Regions from separate parts of the Homo sapiens genome. Here region 2 is linked to region 1. Evidence: chromatin contacts called from ENCODE Hi-C or POLR2A ChIA-PET data. All regions are on one chromosome and are shown on one strand. The core of a region is the stretch at or near the end of the contact, and the rest is flanking DNA. Distances in the headings are between cores, read along the strand shown.

Region 1 (6,329 bases), core at 1,401-3,900:
GAGAATGTTTTTCTTTTTTTCCTCTCTCTCTTTTTTGTTAATGTGAAAGTGCAAAAGTAAAGAGGAATAATCTATGACATAGGATCTTATTGGTTCTGTACAAATACTCTTAATTAAAAATTTTTAATTAAAATTATATATATATATATTTTTTTTGGCATGGAGTTCCGCTCTGTCGCCCAGGCTGGAGTGCAGTGGCATGATCTCGGCTAACTACAACCTCTGCCTCCCAGGTTCAAGCAGTTCTGCCTCAGCCTCCCGGGTAGCTGGGATTACAGGCGCTTGCCACCACGCTTGGCTAATTTTTGTATTTTTAGTAGAGACGGGATTTCTCCATGTTGGTCAGGCTGATCTCGGACTCCTGACATGAGGTGATCCGCCCTCCTTGGCCTCCCAAAGTGTTGGGATTACAGGTATGAGCCACCACGCCCAGCCAAAATTTTCATTTTTTTAAGATATGGGGATCTTGCCATGTTGCCCAGGCTGGTCCCAAATTCCTGAACTCAAGTAATCCCCTTGTGGTGGCGTCCCAAAGTGCTGGGTAAAAGTACTTTTGAATTATGGATTTTGGCTTCCTGTGCTACCAAATTTCACTATTTCTTGATTTTTGTGGTATTCACCTTTACAACTGAACAGGTCATATATTAACTAGCCTTTATCTAATGCTTTCTTTAAAGGAAATGTAGACGTGCTTATATTTTTAACACATCTACATTTCTCTTAAAGAGAAGAGATTAAGCTCTTTTTATTTAATTTGTCTGGAAGAAGTTGAGATAGTGTAGATCTACAGGTTTTATATTTAGTAATTTTTAAGGAGTAAAAATGAAGTCTTCTAATTTTTCTAGACTCTATCTAAGATTATTGTTTTTAGACTTTTTCATCTTATACCACAATGAGATGATAAAGCTTAAAACATTAACATGTCGGCCGGGTGCGGTGGCTCACGCCTGTAATCCCTGTACTTTGGGAGGCTGAGGCGGTCAGTCAGGAGTTCGAGACCAGCCTGGCCAAGATGGTGAAACCCCATCTCTACTCATAATACAAAAATTAGGAGGCATGGTGGCATGTGCCTGTAGTCCCAGCTACTCGGGAGGCTAAGGCAGAAGAATCACTTGAACCCAGGAGGTGGAGGTTGCAGTGAGCCGAGATTGTGCCACTGCACTCCAGCCTGGGCGACAGAGTGAGACTCTGCCTCACCAAAAAAAAAAAAAAAAAGAAAAAGAAAGAAAACTTTAGCATGTCTGTAATTGGTAGATATAATCTCTATCATTTATTTAATGATAATTAAAAATAGCGGGGCATGGTGGCACATGCCTGTGGTCTCAGCTACTAGTGGGGCTGAAGCAGGAGATTGAGGCTGTAGTGAGCCACTCTGATTGCACCACTCCACTCCAGCCTGGGTGGCAGAGTGAGACTCTGTCTCAAAACAAAAGAAAACAAACAAAAAAACATAATGTAAGAATCATGAAGTGACTTTAAAATCTTTATTTTATAATAATGTTATAAGTTTTCTGAAGCTACTTAATTTATCACTATACAGAATAAACAGATATATAAAAAATGATCAGTAAGTTTTTGTTTCCCTACTAAAGCCAGAATAATGGTCATGAGGTAATAGATAGCATTGGGTGCTTACTATGGGCCAGGCACAGTGTGCCAGCCGTTTGCATGTGTTAGCTAATTTAATCCTCATATAAACTTTGAAATAGGTGCTATCAATACTGTTTAACACATGAGAATTAGAGAGATCATTGTTTGGGTATGGTTGCAGGGCCAGTAAGTAGCAGTACTGTGATTTGTACTAACGTCTTTGGGATTTCAGAACCTGAATCAATAACTTTGTTTATGTTATTTTTCTCTATTTATTTGAAACTTGAATGCTTTCCTAACAGAATTTCTTATGTTCTGTTTTCAGTCACCCTGAAAAAAAAATTCTGAGAATATTTAAGGATATTTCTAAAACATACTAACAACTAGTGAGCCTAGATGGTTCATTAGATGACTTTGGTTGCTTTCAGTTCTCTTGGTAAAATTTGAAAGGCAACTAAAATTTCCATTACCTCACCTCGTTGCATTTTGGGGGCCTGGTTAATTAGTATTTTATAAAGCACTTTAGAGGGTTTATTTATAAACTTGTTAAGGAACCTGACTTGAATGTCTTTTTTTTTTTTAAGGCAGAGTTTCACTGTTGCCCAGGATGGAGTGCAGTGGTGTCATCACAGGTCACTGCCACCTTGACCTCCTGGGCTCAAGTGATCCTCCTCCTTTAGCTCCCTGAGTAGCTGGGACTTGCAGTGCCACCATGCCCAGCTAATTTTTTTTAAATTAATTTTTTTGTGGAGATGAGGTCTCACTGTGTTGCCTAAGATGGTCTTGAACTCCTGGACTCAAGTTATCCTCCCACTTTGGCCTCCCATTACAGGCATGAGCCATTGTGCTTGGCCTCACATATTTTGATTTTAGGATTGTTTTCCAATTGAGAAATGTCTAAATGGTTCAAGTTTAACAAAAATCATATACTAATTTGTTAATTATTTTTCTGTGAGTTCTTTTCTTTCTGCCCTCTCCCTTTCTCCCTTCCTCCCCCTTCAGAGGTTGGTAGAAAAAAAAAAAAAAGGCAAGGAAGTTTCTTTTTGTGGAGAGAGGAAATGACTGTTGGTTCAAGACTTTATCCATATTAGGTATAAACTAAATATAGACGTGTAATCCAGGAGTGAAGTCACATCTATAAAGTTTCTTAAGCAAAGCTAATGAGATCAGCCAGTGCTTTTGGATCTGTTTTTTCCCCCCTTGCTTTTGGCTCACTTACCAAACTGATTAGTCTTATAGTCTGCCTGCCTTTGCTTCTTTAAAAAAAGAATAAAAAAATTATAAGGAATCTTTCTGTAAAACAAGCACACAAATTTTTAAAAAGTTGCTTTGTATATGAAGCATAGTCACTTATGCCTCCCTTTGAGGGGAGGTTATAAATAAATTAGCTTCTTTAATTTCTTGACCTTGTCATTTTCCTCACACCAATTCTTCTTCTTTTTTTTTTGTTTTTTGAGTTGGTTTTATCCTTGAGTCTTTGTCACATATTTTTACTGTGAGGCTGGACTCATCTTTGTAAGTTGTAAGAAACGTGTTTTACTTAGTATTTTCTTGGTTTATTCCATTTTTAACCATTAAAGCAGATCTCAGTATGGCTAAATGGTAATAGGATTTCTTCTGATTGGCTGGTTAGAGAGATTGTAATAGAACGGAATGATGGAATAAATCTGCTTCTGGTCACAGCACATGTCCTTCTCAAATAAGGACTTTGAAAAGTCCCCCAAAGCATTCTTACAATAATTATTTCCAACTCTTGTGTTCCTTCTTAGAGCCCTTTGCAAGCATTCCTAAACACTCAAGCCCTTACGAACGTGCTATGCTTCTGAAGAGAAGAACTATATACACACATCTGTGGCGCATCTTACTATAAATACTTTGGAATACAACTAATTGTGTAAAAAGTTTAGCTTAACATATTTCGGGGTTTTAGGGATCAGTTCATGAAACTAAATGTTCTCCAAGCCTAAGTTGGAATCTGTTCTGAATCCTTCTCTGACCATGTTGTTCCCTTAGCAGAACTACTCTTTCCTACTGTTTGGGGCAGTTTGTGCATTTTTATATTCTGCCACTCATCTGAATCACCTTTAATTACATTTTTGTTCCAGGCTAGAATGTAAATTCCAGGAGATCAAGGATAAGGGATTATTTTCTTTTTTCTTCTTTTTATATTTTAAATTTAAAAAATTATTATGTTCTTCTAAAGACTAAGGGACTATTTTCTTCATCTTTTATATCTACCCCCTACCACAAACCTTTATATATAGGAGATAATTCATTAATTCAGTAAGCATTTATTAGTGTTTTTTGGCAAATTGGTGTGCATAGTATAGGAATATAAGCATGTAAGAGAGAATATATTAAATATTTTCTGTTATTGTGTTCTATATTACCTCATAGTAAAATACCAGAGTTAAAAGTAGTATTCAGTTATTGAACTTGAGACATGTAATTGGGGTTTTGTAACTAGCTACTCACTATATAGCTATTGGTCTAAACCTAACAGATTGGTTTAGAGAACTAGAATATTATGTAACTGGAAGGCCAGGTTCAAGTCCTATGTGTATCCTAATTGATCTGCTACCTCATCTGTCAAGTGGGTGTATTTCTTGGAGGTGATGTTCAGTCCAGTTTGTATTATTTTATATGCCAAGGTAGCCTTAGGCTTGGCTTAAGCTTAGGCTTAGGCAGAAAGTTGAGCCCTGAGATTCCAACGTCAGATCCAGAGAATTAAATTCTCATAATTAGAAGCAATCTATTAGATAACAAAAATAGAGCCAATACAAATTCTTCATGATAATGGAGGCAGTTTGCCAAAGAAAGAAAAAATATTTCAGGAGTGAATTCTTTGACCCGAAAGAATATATTTTATTTCCCAGGTGAGCTCCTGAAAGAAAGTTTAAGGAAAGATTTTGTTTGTTGTATCTAAAATAAAGCAGACACAGAACCATTCTTCTTCTTCTTTTTTTTTTAAAGCCAGTCAAATTTATAGAATTTTCCTTCATCATATTTGAGTAACCTGTGCATTGAAATCCGAAGTAAAATATTTCAGTAAGAAACATCCTGCTATGTTATACTCTTCAGATATTTGAAGTTTTAGGCCAGCAAAGAAGATAGACAAGAATTCTGAATATTAACTTTCACAGCTGAAATACAGTGTTGAATATATAATTTTTGCGGAAACTAATTTTGTAATGTATATATATAGAGAGAGACGGAGTCTTGCTCTCTCGCCCAGGCTAGAGTGCAGTGGCACGATCTCAGCTCACTGCAGTCTCCGCCTCCCAGATTCAAGCGATTCTCCTGCCTCAGCCTCCTGAGTAGCTGGAATTACAGGTGCCCGCCACCGTGTCCAGCTAATTTTTGTATTATTAGTAGAGACGGGGTTTCACCATCTTGGCCAGGCTGGTCTTGAACCCCTGACCTCATGATCCACCCACCTTGGCCTCCCAAAGTGCTGGGATTACAGGTGTGAGCCACAGCGCCCGGCTGATTTTGTAATATATTTTAATGAACATTTAAAAATACATAATCCAAAATTAAAACAAATGAGGAAGATTCATTAATTTATTCATGTTTGTTGAGAGCTAATATTTTATACTATTAATAAAATATTGTATAGCATTTTCATGATTGCAGTTTTTCATTGTTTATGGTCATCTTCATTAATCCATTGTTCTTAGTCATTTAGAGGTCTGAAATTTGGCTTTAAGCAATATTGTGATATATATCCTTACAGCCAATTTTCTGTGCATGTCAAGCAATTGTGTTTTAAAAGTCCCCCACATATCTCATTTACCCTCTGAATTCTTTATTTTCCTTTTGTTTACTTAAACTGTAATCTCTCTTTTTTCACACTTCACCTGGAATGTAATCTCTTAAAAAGAAAAAACTTTCTGCAGAATTTAGGTTTTTTACAAAGGGAAAATTGGATTTTTGACTCTACTACTGAACTCTTGGTGGAGTGTCTAGTTAAAATTGGTCTGAGAACTTGATGAACAGAAATAGCTGCCTTAAGCATAGATGGGGAAGAATAATATTAATTTCTTGAACATTTCATTGTTTTCTTGTACTCTTGGGATTCTTTGTGAATCTAGTTTATACTACAGTATAATGTGTATACCCTTAAGGAAAGTGGGTTGCTGCATTTTGACTTGCAGAAGCATTTCACCTATGTCCCAACATAGTTGTCTTTAGTTGATAAACAAGGGAAGACCCTGGCAGTTAGTGAATTTATCTTTGGTTAGCAGATATTTTTTAAAAATGAGGGCTAGACAATGAAAAAGTTTGAGATGCACCTTTTTTTTTTTTTTTTTTTTTTTTTGACAGGGCCTCACTTTGTCATCCAGGCTAGAGTGCAGTGGTAAGATCATAGCTCACTACATCCTTGACCTCCTGGGCTCAAGTGATCCTCCTGCTTAAGCCTTCTGAGTAGCTAGGACTAAAGGTGTGTACTACCATATCTGGCTAATTTTCTTATTTTTCATAGAGATGGGGGTCTCACTGTGTTGTCCAGGCTGGTCTCAAAACTCCCAGCTTCAAGTGATCCTCCCACCTTGGCTTCCCAGAGTGTTGGGATTACAGGTGTGAGCCATTGCACCCAGCCAGAGATGCACTTTTTTTTGATGTAACCAAAGTGAGAATAATTATAAAGGAGCATGTTTCTTTTTTATTTTAATTTTAATTTTTTTTGTTGTATAAATGGAGTCTCCCTCTGTGGCCCTGGCTGGAGTGCAGTGGTG
Region 2 (6,329 bases), core at 2,129-4,628, 1.2 Mb after region 1:
AGATTGGGGAACCAGGACAATAGTCCTTAAGCTTCTTATGGGAACAGATTTTTGTCTCACTCTGCATAGAGAACAGCACTTGGGATAGGAATCAGGATAAGCGGACTTGGAAATGGCCAAACAGAAGACAGCAGAACTCTCTGGTGCTCCTGGAAAGTTTCTGGGAAGATCATCAACTAAATTGTTTGGAAATAAAAATTACAGAAGCTAATTGGCCAGAGTGAAGCTAACACGCAAATGAATCTTTATTTCCTGGACTCACATTGACTGATGTCCAAATAGGATGGAGAGATGGAAAAATCCAATCTGAGTTGCAAATTTTGCCAAAGAGACATTTACACAAAGCATCCAGAGTCATTTCTAATAAAAGTCATGGAATTTTCCAAGGAAATCAGTCTATGTGTCTCTACCTTCTTTTGCTCACTTTGTCTAAATAGTTCATGGTAGTACCTGTCCAGAAGCCTCTCCATCCACTGAGGCCCAGTGAAATCTCTAGTCCTCTGTGAAGCTTTCCCAGGTCCTTCCAACCTTTCCTCCTATCATCTCTGATCACTGTCCACATCCATTATCTGGTAACCAATCTTAGACTACTTTAGGGCAGCTCTTGGATTAACACCTATTCTAGCAGTTTTCAACCAGTGACTTGCCTGCAACAGTGGTCCATAGAGAATCTAGATCTTAGGTTCCTGAACCTATTGTCACAATCACCTGGGAAGCTTTTCAAAAATGTATATTCTGGGGGCCCCTATTTCTAGTGATCAATTCGTTTGTAAAAGCTTCCCAGGTGTTTCTGATCAGCAAAGTTTGAGAACCTCTGGTCTAGACTTTGATTAGAAATGTCTCTGGATGAACTTTTCTTTCATTCAGACACGTATGCATGCAGCAGACGCTTACTGAGTATATACTGTGTTCTGGTCCACATTTTCACGACTACGATTTCACTTGCTATAATCCCCATGGCCACCCAGAAGCATGTTCCTATCACTAGACTTAATGTAGTGCCCTGCATATAGCTGGTCTCAATAATTAATTTATCCAATGAATACTATTTAATTTTTGGCACACTTATGCCTCATCTCTTCAGATCTACTCCGGGGGTAAAGATTGGGTTTTATATTTTTTTGTAGACCAAACTGTCTATCTGCATGCTTTCCCCATATAGTTGGGACTCAATAAATGTTCCTTCATTTGGCTATGATTTAAACCCATCTCAAGTCTTCTTTAATCTTTGTTTTTGATCTAAAAATAAGGCTATATGAAATAATGGGGGACAAAGGTTTTGATGACTCTGAATTCTACCCCTGTCACTTATTAGCTGTGTGATCTTGAACAAGTTCCTCAAACTCTAAGCTTCTGATAATTTATTCTCACAACAGAAATAATAACTATGGCCAGACGCAGTGGCTCATGCCTATAATCCCAGAACTTTGGGAGATCAAATGGGAAGGATTGCTTCAGCCCAGGAGTTCAAGACCAGCCTGGGCAACATGGCAAAATCCTGTCTCTATAAAAAAATTAAAAAAAAAAAAAATTAGCTGGATGTGGTGGTATGCAACTGCAGTCCCAGTTACTCAGGAGGCTGAGGTAGGAGGATTGCTGGGGCTTGGGAGCCGGAGGCCACAGTGAACCAAGATTGTGCCACTGCACTTCGGCCTGGGTGACAGAGCGAGGTCTTGTCTCAAAAAGAAATAGTAACTATGGGCCGGGCGCGGTGGGAGGCCGAGGCGGGCGGATCAGGAGGTCAGGAGATCGAGACCATCCTGGCTAACACGGTGAAACCCTGTCTGTACTAAAAAAAATACAAAATATTAGCTGGGCCTGGTGGCGGGCGCCTGTAGTCCCAGCTACTTGGGAGGCTGAAGCAGGAGAATGGCGTGAACCCGGGAGGCGGAGCTTGCAGTGAGCCGAGATCGCGCTACTGCACTCTAGCCTGGGCGACAGAGCGAGACTCCATCTCAAAAAAAAAGAAATAGTAACTACTCACGAGATTGTTGATGAGGATTAAATAATGCATGTAAAGCACTCGATGGATAGAAGGTACTATAACCATAGGAGGCAACTATAATTATTTTAACTACATGCCTCTCAAGTTCCTTATACGTAAAATGGATACTTCGTAAGTGAAAATATTGCCTAGGGCCTGGTGCATTTTCAGTGCTTATAAAATGTTAGGAACTAATTAACAATGCTATGTCTCTCTTTCCTAGCCAAGGTCTCTCATTTTTCCTGGATTAAGCCCTTTGGCAAAACAGATTCTTTCCCAGCAGCCTTTTCAGGCCTCAGACACCCCTACCAAAGCCAGTGTCTACTGAACAGGCCCAGAGGAGCCCAGAGGGAATGGATGGGGCTTAGGTTGCAGCTGTCCTCTCCTGCTGGGACCCTGTTTCTGGTGAGCAGAGGACTGCTGCTCTGCCAGCTGTGTGACACTTTCATCACTGGCTATTTCAAGATACAGTCCAAGATAAGCACTTCTCTTGTGCTTCCTTTCAGACAAAGCTCTCTGAAGACTAAAAGCTCATTGGCCTGACCTTTGGTCTCTGGAGGAAGTGAGGAAATATCATCCAGCTCGTAGACAATGAAGACACCAAGCACTCGAGGGATGAGATTGAGCAACAAGGTGGCAGAGCTAGAGAAGAGGCCTGATAAGAGTGTTCCAGAGCATTAATAATTGTGATAAAAATAATCTCTGTCTCTTGTGAAGGTCTTACAGTTTACAAGGCATCTTCACACATACTAGCTTGTTGGCTCCTCAACACTCCTCACCTGAGACTGATGGAGCAACAGTCATCTCCGTTTTAGAGAGGAAGAAACTGAGTCCCAGAGTTGTATGATTTGCCCAAGGTCACAGAGGGTGAGAGGCAGAGCTGGCCTAGAACCGGGTCTGCTGACTTCGAGTCCAGGGTAATCGCGGATCGGAAAGAAGGAATGGGGACCCTTCTTCCACCGCCATGAAAAACAGAAAACTGAGAGTAAGAGTAAAGTACACAAAGGGTGGAGGAGCATAAAGAAGCCCGGGGTTCAGGGATGTGAGGCTGCAGGGTGAAGGTAGGGCCGAGGAATCAGGGTAGGGCTGTGGGGTCCAAGGTGGGGCTGCGGGGGCTGGGTCCTGGGACGGGAGCTCAGTGGGGATTCCAGGGGCACTGGCCGTTAAAAGTGCGAGGCGACCGTGGGAGGGTCAAGGGAGCGGGTGGCTACAGGTGTCTGAATAGGAAACGTAAAGGACGAAGATTAATGTGCAATTCCTATGACTGAGAGACGCCGAGGCCCCAAACCGGGCCAGAATACAAAAGTCTGCAGGAAGCTCAATTGAGATATAGGTGTTTTCTCCAATCAAACTTACCCAGTCAAGCTGATTCCTCAGAAGCAGCCCCAGACGTTTAACTCGACGGAAATGAGAAACGACCCATGAACCCGTGGCCCTTTGGTCGTCGTAGTTTCCAAGGCTCAAAATGGACGCTTGGAAGCACTTCTCGTTCCTCAATCTAGAACTACAATTCCCGATGTACAGTGCGCGAGATTGCGCATTACAACTCTAAAACTACACCTCCCAGAGTTCTACGCGACCGTCCAGCCCCGCGTGGTCGTGCGAAACCGCCCAAGGCCTGGGATGCGGTGTGATTCCTCCCCCTGGTGGCCTGAAGAGGTGCCGCCGCGATTTCTGCTCTCGAGCGGAGGGTTTTGCCTTAGTCCCGTGCGTAACCCTCCGCCTCACCCTCCTCAAATAGTCCTCAGGCGTGCCTAGAAATGGTCCCCGCTTCGCTTTATTCTCAAGGAGGTGGGAGGAGGTTGGAGTTTGTTTTGTGTCTTCTGCACACTTTGCTTCCTGTAAGAATAATAGACTGATCATTCAAATTAAGGGGACATTCCCTACCAGCCTGCATCTGTTGACACCTGTGATTTTCCATTGTCCTCAAAAGACTCCCTGGCAGAGAAAGGGGAGGAACCCGAGTAATCTGCTGGGCCGCATCCATCCCACATTACTGTCTAATGCTGGTTCTTAGCGACACTGATGGACAAGATACCGCTCCTAGCCTCAACAGAATCACAGTCTAGCAGAGAATTCAGACAAATGAATAATGACAGCACAGAGCCGTGATCTCATGGGGAGACACAGCAAGCGTGGGAGCCTTGAAAAGGGGCCTCTGGCCAGGCTTGGGGGAAAAGGGCGGTGTCCGCAAGGCTTTTTAGAGGGAGTGATGTTTGTTAACATTGAGACCCGATATAAGGAAAGAACGTAGCCAGGAGTACAGAGACTGTGAAGGACGTTTCAGAGTATGGCATTAAGTTCAGTGCTGGCTGCAGCTAAGTGTGAGGGATGGAAGGAGAGTATTCTCGGGGGAGTGGGCGTTAGGCAGAGCCCATCCTCAGGAGTTCTGTAAACTTCTATAGGAAATTTGGATCGTTCAGGCAGCTCAAAAACGTTCAACGGCCCTCTACTACCTATGAAGTGAAGTCCCAACTGCTTAGCCTGACATTCAAGGTCTTCTCCAACCTGCACTCCCCCACGCCCCACCCCCCACCCTTCAGCGCCCCTCCTCTGGGAGCTTTGTTCATGCCTCCAAAGTTTCCGCCGACATCTGTGTGTGCCTCGCACATGTGAGTCGACTCACACTGCCTTGGGTATCTCCTGTATTAGAGGTCTTAACTCTTGACACATTGTGAGCTCTTTGAGGTCAGGTACTGAGTCCTGCAGTCGCCCCCTCCACCCTACTCTTGCAGCCCACATCCCCCCGAAACACCAGGGTCCAGAGTCCCTGCTTTAGGCTCTCCTCTCCTGCCGACACACTGTTGTCACCCCCATCCTTCCAGGAGCCAAGATAAAGTCATCAGGAGAGAGTGCTGGCAGCCCTGCACTGTGGTAATTAAGCCTCGGATCTCATTAAATCTGTGGCTGATGGCGGTGGCCACAGAACCTGAAAAGCTTAGCGCAGATCAGAGAGCGGCTCCCTTTGGCCCATTAATCCGTGCTGTGCAGCTGGCCAGAACACTCACGACAAGCCAGAGGTCCTTGGTCATGAGAGGGACAGCTGGAGGTCATTTCTTTCAGTCTCCTACTCCCAGACCAGGCCATGCTGGAGCCATTTGCTGGCCAGCTGAGTTTAAAATTTCCCAGGGATGGGCATGTCACCACCTCCTTTACCTCCTTTGTCACAGTTAGGAAGCTCTTCCTTGGGCACAATCAGATTCTTCCCTGTTGCAAAATAAAACAGTTGAGTTTAACTATACTTCCTTCCAATCCGGTCTTTTCTAGGATAAACAACCCAAATGCCTTTACCTTTTTAAGCAAATGGTTGATTTTCCAGCATTTTCATCATAGATCTCATCCTCCAGTAGCCCAAAGTTCCCTTCAAATCTATCAGCTACCATCCCAACTCTGGCCTTTACTTTGTTGCTAAATTGCTTCAAGTTGGTATTTGGGTGACCAGCTTTGGATTTCCTTTTTTTTAGGGGGGCGGGGGGGACAGAGTCTCGCTCTGTGGCCCAGTGGCGGGATCTCAGCTCACCGCAGCCTCCGCCTCCTGGGTTCAAGCAGTTCTCCCATCTCAGCCTCCATAGTAGCTGGGATTACAGGCACATTACCACACCTGGCTAATTTTTGTATTTTTAGTAGAGATGGGTTTTCATCATGTTGGCCAGGCTGATCTTGGACTCCTGGCCTCAAGTAATCTGCCCACCTTGGCCTTCCAAAGTGCTGGGATTACAGGTGTGAGCCACCACGCACCACCAGTGGACAAAACTTTTAAAATAAAGGTAGAATAGGTATACAATAAAGTATGTAATGGGCACTAAAGTATACAGCTTAACTTCTTAAAAACATTTGCTATAACTACCATTTACTTCAAAATGTAGGACGTTTCCAATATCCTGAAAGGTTGGCTTCTCAGTTGTAATCAATCACCCCCACCCATCCTCCAGAAGGAACAACTACTTTCCGTCTCTTATCATCAACTAGTTTTGAGAAGCAACATTTTTTAACTTTGATAATAACATTTTATGCTCACTGATAGCTGATACTTGTGTCGATGCCATTCCAGTCAAAGACCACCGGAAACACACCTGTATTAAAGAAGTTGTATTAATTATTCATTGCAGCAAGAGAGAAGGCAGGCAATGGGGAAATAAGGGCAAAGGGGGTGCATTTCTGTAGGAAGGTGGAAGAAAGAATTTACAGAATTTGGGCTTTTGTTAGACAATCTGGGGAGAGTTTAAGGAAGCAGGGCTTGGCTTTGGATTGGATGCTGTCAAGAGCAAGGGTAATTCTATGACTGGGGGTCTTGATAAAATGTATCTAGAAGGAGGGGAGGCTAGACCAAGGCTAAAGCTGTCAT

The links. Hi-C counts contacts between places; a loop is a spot of excess contacts on that map. ChIA-PET counts read pairs that join two places held with the same protein, here RNA polymerase II (POLR2A).
Region 2: a map with no recorded cell type shows a loop between it and region 1 (6-fold over the local background). The contact joins the promoter of PAFAH2 here to the enhancer-like site in region 1. A Hi-C loop is called at or near these places in 1 of 37 single-sample maps with no recorded cell type. POLR2A ChIA-PET finds 5 or more read pairs at or near these places in 1 of 52 experiments (activated T-cell).

The regions. Positions count from the first base shown.
Region 1 is chr1:24,767,706-24,774,034 of GRCh38, forward strand. All of the region lies in intron 1 of CLIC4 (chloride intracellular channel 4), which reads left to right. Among named protein-coding and RNA genes, the nearest start is that of CLIC4, 25 kb to the left of the region's middle. Within about 2 kb of position 2,651, at least 8 of the 41 ENCODE cell types and tissues checked have a DNase peak (open chromatin) inside an H3K27ac peak, as active enhancers do.
Region 2 is chr1:25,994,685-26,001,013 of GRCh38, forward strand. PAFAH2 (platelet activating factor acetylhydrolase 2) reads right to left here and starts at 3,379. Exons shown (of 11, transcript NM_000437.4): 1 at 3,341-3,379. RefSeq lists enhancers at 3,125-3,204, 3,375-3,464, 3,475-3,524.